2 separate regions of the Homo sapiens genome follow, and region 2 is linked to region 1. A link is an interaction called in ENCODE POLR2A ChIA-PET data of the cell type or tissue named here. Cell type or tissue: K562. All regions are shown on one strand. Each heading gives the region's core, and the rest is flanking DNA. Links, peaks and the distances in the headings are about the cores only.

Evidence for each region. ChIA-PET counts read pairs that join two places held together with the same protein. Peaks named below come from ENCODE experiments on the same cell type or tissue, not always from the same donor. Only the 100,000 strongest peaks of a DNase experiment are listed, where the experiment ranks them.
Region 2: POLR2A ChIA-PET joins it to region 1 with 5 read pairs; 6 of 35 experiments call an interaction of 5 or more read pairs at or near these places.

What each region holds. Positions count from the first base shown.
Region 1 is chr3:196,157,479-196,161,870 of GRCh38, forward strand. LINC00885 (long intergenic non-protein coding RNA 885) reads left to right here. Exons shown (of 3, transcript NR_034088.1): 3 at 2,422-3,412. Among named protein-coding and RNA genes, the nearest start is that of LINC00885, 17 kb to the left of the region's middle. RefSeq lists enhancers at 2,389-2,458, 2,479-2,678 and a silencer at 2,979-3,028. In K562, for the core only: no CTCF peak of the experiment used is centred there; a DNase peak (open chromatin) is centred at 2,683.
Region 2 is chr3:196,054,582-196,058,973 of GRCh38, forward strand. TFRC (transferrin receptor) reads right to left here. Exons shown (of 19, transcript NM_001128148.3): 15 at 3,993-4,051; 16 at 3,703-3,784; 17 at 499-720. Among named protein-coding and RNA genes, the nearest start is that of TFRC, 25 kb to the right of the region's middle. RefSeq lists enhancers at 924-1,449, 3,424-3,925 and a silencer at 3,363-3,563. In K562, for the core only: no CTCF peak of the experiment used is centred there; no DNase peak of the experiment used is centred there.

The DNA.
Region 1 (4,392 bases), core at 211-4,210:
GTTAAAGAACCTTGTTTTGAGTTGGTTTTCTGGTTCCTTCTCATTTTGGTAGTCTCTGTCAGAGGGAAGGTCTAGGGCTCAAGGCTGCTGTTCAGATTCTTTTGTCCCACGGGGTGTTCCCTTGATGTAGCACTCTCCCCCTTTTCCTATGGATGTGGCTTCCTGAGGACAAGCTATAGCGATTGTTATCTCTCTTCTGGATTTAGCCACCCAGCACGTCTACCAGGCTCCAGGCTGGTACTGGGGTTGTCTGCACTGAGTCCTGTGATGTGAACTGTCTGTGTGAGTCTCTCAGCCATGGATACCAGCACAGTATTTGGGGTGTCTCATGGGTCCTGCAGGAGCGATCTGCTTCCTTCATGGGGTCTGTGGGTGCTCTCAGCTTTCCTGCTTTATTCCTGCAGTCATTCCAGAGCAAAAATTCACTATGTGAGTCTCCACAGCTGCTCTGTCCATCTGAGTCACAGCTGCAATCTAGTCCTGCCTCCCGTCCGCCATGATCCCTGTAACTCTCTATTTATTATTATTAATTATTATTACTGAGACAGAGTCTCGCTCTGTTGCCCAGGCTGGAGTGCAGTGGCACAGTCTCAGCTCACTGCAACTCCGCCTCCTGGATTCAAGGGATTCTCCTGCCTCAGCTTCCCAAGTAGCTGGGATTACAGGTGTGTGCCACCACGCCTGGCTAATTTTTCTACTTTTTGTAGAGACAGGACATTGCTTTGTTGGCCAGGCTGGTCTCGAACTCCTGACCTCAGGTGATCTGCCCACCTCAACCTCCCAAAGTGCTGGGATTACAGGCGTGAGACATGGCACCCGGCCTGAACCCAGATTTTCAACTGCCCCCTGAAGCAAATTTCTTTTTTTTTTTTTCACTTTGCTCATTTTATTTTATTCAATCCTCACAACAACCTAAGAGGTGTATTATAATCAGCACTAGTTTAAAAATATGAAAACTGAGGCTTAGAGACATTAAATAATATGTTTAAAGTCCTTGAGCTAATAGGCAGAGGAGCTGTGATTAAAAACCAGGTTTGATGACATAATGTCTACATTCTTAATCTGTGGTGTTGAATTTCCAAACACATTTAAGTAATTAAGTCCCATAATGTTTCACACACCACACAACTCTGAGAGGAGTTTCTCACAACACTCACTGCAGCCCTTCAGTTTCGGCATCTGTAAAACGAGACACCTGACTAACCCTTAGGCTGCTGTGAGCGCTCAGGTCACCCAGCATGGAGCCTGGAGTGAGAAACCTGTTACAGATGTTTGCTTCTTCCCTTCCCTTCTCCTGTGAATAAAAGGGGCTGTTCACCTGACATGGCCTACCCTTAGGAAACTCAAGGTGCCTCTTTTTTTTTTCTGAGACAGAGTCTTGCTCTATTGCCCAGGCTGGAGTGCAGTGGCACGATCTTGGCTCACTACAACCTCTGCCTCCCGGATTCAAGCTATTCTCCTGCCTCAGCCTCCCCAGTAGCCGGGACTACAGGCACACGCCACCACGTCTGGCTAATTTTTGTATTTTTAGTAGAGACAGGGTTTCACCATATTGGCCAGGTTGGTCTCGAACTCCTGACCTCATGATCCGCCTGCCTTGGCCTCCCAAAGTGCTGGGATTACAGGCATGAACCATGATGTCCAGCCATGACCACTCTCTTTTCTATGTCCCTGGGGAGAGACCTCGAATTTTATTTGGAGCCTGTCTTTATAAAGACTCTAAATTGTGGCCAGGCACAGTGGCTCATGCCTGTAATCTGAGCACTTTAGGAAGCCGAGGCGGGTGGAGGTCAGGAGTTAGAGACCAGCCTGGCCAACACGGTGAAGCCCCATCTCTACTAAAAATACAAAAAATTAGCTGCGTATGGTGCCGCACACCTGTAATCCCCAGCTACTTGGGAGGCTGAGGCAGGAGAATCGCTTGAATCTGGGAGGTGGAGGTTGCAGTGAGCCAAGATGACACCACTGCACTCCAGCCTGGGCAACAGAGTAAGACTCCATCTCAAAAAAAAAAAAAAAAGACTCTAAATAGTGTTTATATATGGTGTATATATATATATATATCTTTGATGTATATCTTTGTCCATCAGGTCAGCTTGTTCTTTCGAAACCCTCTCCAGTCACTAGTTTTGTTGTCGTTGTTGTTGTCTGAGACGGAGTTTCGCGCTCGTCACCCAGGCTGGACTGCAATGGCATGATCTTGGCTCACTGCCACCTCCGCCTCCCAGGTTCTAGCAATTCTTCTGCCTCAGCCTCCCAAGTAGCTGGGATTACAGGTGCGGGCCACCACACCCAGCTAATTTTTTGTATTTTGAGTAGAGACGGCGTTTCACTGGTTCAGTGTTTGTACGTGAGTGCGTTCCCACAAATGGCAGTGTGTGCTGTGCGTGGTTTGGTAACCTTCATTGTTTTACTCCACAGCTTGTTTTGAGAGTCCCCTCCATTGAAACACGCACATCTAATTTGTCCTTCAGTTCGCTGGACTCCACGCTGAACGTGCCATGCTCCATTGCCCCGTGAGTAACTCCATGCTCTTGCCGGTTTCACACGGCCTCTCAGAGCTGGAGCCTTTGTTCAGGAGCCCTGGGCAGCTTTCAGGAAGCTCTTGGGCTCATCAGCTTCCTCTGGCTGAAGCCGCCCCAGTGGAATCATGGGGATTTCTTACTTTGAAGGTGGGGCCACCCGCAGACTGTAACCGGCTGGTTCAAGATCAAGGACTTCCCCAGGCCACCTGCCTCAGAGGCAAGAAAGGCTCAGCTGAGTCCCAGACACTCCTCGCTGTGGCCCCTCCTTCCTCCCTGCTGGGCAGGCCCCCCTCAATTCTGTTTGCCAGCAGGGCCTAGTAACACTGAAAGACGAAAAGGGAAATAAAATAAACACAATTAATAGGCTAAAGGTTACTGAATAAAGTGGCAGCAGTAAATAAATTGACTACTGTGCAAATACAAAGACATGAAGACATGAAACCCCTGCTCTAAATGACCACTCACCAAGAGCAAGGCCTGGGCTGGAGGCAGGGAGCACCTCCCTAAGGAGCACTCCCTCTTTCCCGGAGTGAGTCCTCCTTCTAGATGGAATTCAGTCCGGGTTCCTCTTGAGCCACAGTCCCTGTTGGGGCCTATCTCAGTGGACTCAAGATCCTGAACTTCTTCCAGATTGCTGACTACACATTTGAGTCACCCAGAGATTAAAAGAAAAAACAAATAATTTCCCAGTGATCAGGAGTAAATCAGCTGGGGCAGGGTTGGTGCTATGAATGACCACACTGATTTGTACACTTCACTGATTTGTAGTGTTTGCTATTTCCGTCGTGTAAATACTGCCAACATGGACAATCTTCAGTTGCTAATGGTTTACTAACTGGCTTGTAAATGAATTCATTCAGTATTCAAGAAAATGGCACTACATTTAGAAACATTTTGTAGCATTTCTTACTTTCTAAGAATTTCCAATAGACACCATGATCACTAAAAAATCATAACCAGGCTGGGGGCAGTGGCTCACGCCTATAATTCCAATAATTTGGGAGACCAAGGAGGGAAGATCACTTGAGGCCAGGAGTTTGAGACCAGCCTGGGCAACATAGCAAAGACTCCATCTCTACAAAAAAAAAAAAAAAAAAAAAAAAAAAAAGTTAGGCAGCTGGTGGCAGGCACCTGTGGTCCCAGCTATTCAGGAGGCTGAAGCAGGAGGATCACTTGAGCCCAGGAGGTTGAAGTTACACTGAGCCGTGATCACACCACTGCATTCCAAATAAAAACTAAATTAAAATATATATATATATATATATATATATTTTTTTTTTTTTTTTTTTTTTTTTTTTTTTTCTGAGACAGAGTCTAGCTCTGTGTCCAGACTGGAGTGCAGTGGCATGATCTCGGCAACCTCCACCTCCCAGGTTCAAGTGATTCTCCTGCCTCAGCCTCCGGAGTAGCTGGGATTACAGGCGTCTGCCACCACGCCCAGGTAATTTTTGTATTTTTGGTAGAGATGGGGTTTCACCATGTTGGTCAGGATGGTCTCGATCTCCTGACCTCGTGATCCACCCACCTTGGCCTCCCAAAGTGCTGGGAATACAGGCGTGAGCCACTGCGTCTGGCCTAAAATAAACTTCTAAAAAAGAAAAATTGGCCAGGCACAGTGGCTTATGCCTGTAGTCCCAGCACTTTGGGAGGTCGAGGCAGTTGGATCACCTGAGGTCAGGAGTTCAAGACCAGCCTGACCAACATGGTGAAACCCCGTCTCTACTAAAAATACAAAAATTAGCCAGGCATGGTAGTGGGCACCTGTAATCCCAGCTACTCAGGAGGCTCAGGCAGGAGAATTGGTTGCACCTGGGAGGTGGAGGCTGCAGTGAGCCAAGATCATACCATTGCAGTCCAGCCTGGGCGA
Region 2 (4,392 bases), core at 166-4,165, 100 kb before region 1:
CCTGGGCTGGACTCCAGCAATCCTCCTGCCTCAGCAGAAGTAGCTGGGGCTACGGGTATGCACCACCTCACCCTGCTTATCAGTTTCGTTTAATAGAATATTTGACTTTTAGATGCGCAGATCACTACGAGATGGAATCCTGCTAGCTGTGCTGTCTTTCCATCCGGGTCACGCCCGAGAGGCACACAGCCCAACTCCTTGCTGAGATCTTCATATTCCGTGTCCTACTGACGGGCTGCCTGGGAGACATGAGTGACAGAAAACCTGACACTGCTCTGGATTCTGAAACACCTGCTGAGCTCTGTCCTAGGTCTCTAATCCACAGCCTCCCGACTTCTCTCAAACAAGTTACCAATTCTACATACAATTATACCTCAGTTCACTTTAAAATGTACTATGGCTACAATCACCCTTCCAACAGGAACACACAGGAACACATCACATTTCAAAATACTTGACATTCAGCAAAATAAAAACGTAATTGGAATCAGTGCTCACCTTTATGTCTGCTCTGTATTGGTTCAGATCCCTCACAAATGAAAGCAGTTGGCTGTTGTACCTCTCATAGTCCAGGTTCAATTCAACATCATGGGTTAGTTTAATCACGAACTGACCAGCGACCTCTGCAGCTGCTCGTGCCACTTTGTTCAACTCAGGAATCCTCTCAATCAGTTCCTTATAGGTGTCCATGGTGGTACCCAAATAAGGATAATCTGTGTCCTGCAAGACAACGCGAGGCTATGGTACTCACGTGAGTTCTAAGAGCAAGAGCCTCACATTCTGGCTTCGCCATCGAGGTAACAGTGACGACAGTTCCACCCTTGCTTCTAACATATTCCTACCGCAATTTACCCCAATTCTATCTCATTATCTGCTGCTTTAAGTACATTCTTGCTACTTCTCTCAAGCTAACCTACTCCTAGAGTGACTACTTTCTTCCAGGTTCTACAGAATCCCTGTTCTATCGTATCATATGCCCTGAATAGACTTCTAGCCAAATTCCTTAAGGCTGTATGTTTTTCTCTCTGGGAAGTTTGGGCCTTTATCAATGAAAAAAGAGAAGATACATGAAACATACCTTGAGACGAGGTCTCTCTGTCACCCAGGCTAGAGTGCAGTGATGCAATCACGACTCCCCACAGCCTTGAGACAAGGTCTCTCTGTCACCCAGGCTAGAGTGCAGCAATGCAATCATGACTCCCCGCAGCCTTGAGACAAGGTCTCTGTCACCCAGGCTAGAGTGCAGCGATGCAATCATGACTCCCTGCAGCCTTGAGACGAGGTCTCTCTCTGTCACCCAGGCTGGAGTGCAGTGATGCAATCATGGCTCCCTCTAGCCTTGAGACGAGGTCACTCTGTCACCCAGGCTAGAGTGCAGTGATGCAATCACAGCTCCCCGCAGCCTTGAGACGAGGCCTCTCTCTGTCACCCAGGCTGGAGTGCAGTGATGCAATCATGGCTCCCTGCAGCCTTGAGACGAGGTCACTCTGTCACCCAGGCTGGAGCGTGGTGATGCAATCATGGCTCCCCACAGCCTTAAGCTCCTAGCTCAAGTGACCCCCCTGCCTCAGCCTCCCAAGGAGTTGGGACTACAGCTGGCCACTGGGCCACTTAATTTAAAAAATTTTTTGTAGAGATATAGTCTAGGCACGTTACCCAGGCTGGTCTCACTCCTGGCCTCAAGTGATCTGCCCACCTCAGCCACCCAATGTGCCGGAATTATAGGTGTGAGTTACTGCACCCAGCCTGAGGAAAATACTGTTCAGCTGGACTGTCCAATAGATAGCCACTGCTCAATCACTCAAGAAATTCAGCCTTGGTTTTTTTTTTGTTGTTGTTAGACGATCTTGCTCTGTTGCCCAGGCTAGAGTGCAATGGCACGATCTCGGCTCACTGCAACCTCTGCCCCCTGGGTTCAAGCGATTCTTCCACCTCAGCCTCCTGAGCAGCTGGGATTATAGGCATGTGCCACCATGCCCAGCTAATTTTTTTGTATTTTTAGTAGAGATGGGGTTTAACCATGTTGGCCAGGCTGGTCTTGAACTCCTGACCTCAAGTGATCTACCCGCCTTGGCCTCCCAAATGCTGGGATTACAGGTATGACCCACCACACTCGGCCAAGCCTCATTATTAAAACTCATAAAGAAGTTTTAGCAATAAACTCAAATGCTAATTAAGCTAATTGAGATTAACAAGTCTATGTTAAAACTAATAATGAAGGAACATGCAATAATTACATGTGTATAACTTTTTTTTTTGAGACAGGGTCTTGCTCTGTCACCCAAGCTGCAGTGCAGTGGCTCCATCTCAGCTCACTGCAACCTCTGCCTCCCAGGTTCAAGCGATTCTCCTGCCTCAGCCTCCTGAGTAGCTGGGGTTACAGGCACACGCCACTATGTCCGACTAATTTTTGTATTTTTAGCAGAGACGGGGTTTCACCATTTTGGTCAGGCTAGTCTCAAACTCCTGACTTCGTAATCCGCCTTCCTTGGCCTCCCAAAGTGCTGGGATTAAGGGAGGAGACCACCCCTCATATTGTCTTATGCCCAATTTCTGCCTCCAAAGAAAGAAGAAGTAAAAACTAAAAGGCAGAGGTGGACAGCCCAGCGCTGCCGCACCCTGGTCCTGGTTAAAGATCGAGCCCTGACCTAACCAGTTATGTTATCTATAGATTCCAGACATTGTATAGAAAAGCACTGTGAAAATCCCGTCCTGTTCTGTTCTGTTCTAATTACCGGTGCATGCAACCCCCAGTCACGTACCCCCTGCTTGCCCAATTGATCACGACCCTCTCACGCAGACTCCCTTAGTTGTAAGCCCTTAAAAAGGTCAGGAATTGCTCACTCGGGGAGCTCAGTTTTTGGAGACGTGAGTCTTGCCAAAGCTCCCAGCCAAATAAAGCCCTTCCTTCTTTAACTCGGTGTCTGAGGGGATTTGTCTGCGGCTTGTCCTGCTACAGGATTACAGGCGTGAGCTACCACATCCAGCACATGTGTATAACTTCTTAAAACATTTTAAGCACTGCAGTAAATTTGGTCTCAAAGTTGACACAAGAAGATCCATGGCCAGGTGTAGTAAGTAGCTCTTGCCTATAATCCAAACAGTTTGGAGGCTGAAGGGGGAGGACTGCTTGAGGCTGCAGTGAGCCATGATCGGGCCACTGCACCCCAGCCTGGGTGACAGAGCAAGTCACCATTGTCAAAAAAAAAAAAAAAAACAAAACAAAAAACAAACAAAAAAAACCCAACAACTAAGATATGTGCAAGTTGTCAAAATCAAAATGGAGTCACTAGTGTTAACAAAAATGCAACCCTGAAGAGAAGGGTCTCACCCTTGTATGTCTGATAACAAGGATTAAGGGTTTTTTTTTTTCCTTTTTACAAAAACTACAACCTTACACAAAGGCCACTGCAACCTTGCACCAAAAAACTTCTCTCGTGAGAAAATCTGCCTAGCAACTGCCTGTCAACCTTGGACTGGTGTCATCCTTGTTATTGATCTTGGTAGCCAAGAATAATTACCTCAAAGTAATTTTGTAATCCTCGTCATTTGTCCTTAAAAACTTGTTTTCCTTTACTCCTCTGAATATGTACATAGTTGACTATAGCACAGGCATTCCCATTGCAATGCCCTATTCCCAAATACAGATCACTTCCTTTTAGAGAGCCTCTCTCCATTTGTCATTTAAATGAACAGACTTACCTCGCAAAAACAGAAAGAAACTGCTGGGATTCCAGAATATGCAAGGAAAGGGAAAGCAGCATTGTCTAAAGTGAGTTTCTCACTGCAAAGACAAAGAATGTGTCTTTAGAAAGTGTTTTAAAGAATAGACTGTTCTATCGTGCTAGTCCCCCCATCCAAAATAAATTCTTTAGCTGAATATCTTTAGGTGTAAGTAAGTTCAATGCAAGGACAGATTTAGATTCTACCTAATGTAGTAGGTAGAATCTCTGCTTTTCTATTAGTTTGTTCATTCACTTTTCTCAACTTACACTTTGCTGGCCCAGTTGCTGTCCTGATATAGAAATTGCCCAGTAACCGGATGCTTCACCTGTAAGATAAGAAATTATCATTAAAACTAACCTTTTGGAACTTATTTATTCAGGCTAGTCACTAACATGTTACTCTATAACAATTTTTAAATAAAAAACTTGTATTATATCTTCTTGAAAAGAAATTATTTATGATAGTTAAAACAATCTCAACTTTAAGTTATTACTAACTAGGCTCATGTTGTCAGTTCCTTTAGTTATGGTGAGGAAAAAATGTTTTCTTCTTAATTAACATTTTAAAAGTGGGCCTAGGCCGGGTGGGGTAGTTCACAACTGCAATCCCAACACTTTGGGAGGCCGAGCTGGGAGGATCACTTGAGCCCAGAAGTTTGAGACTAGC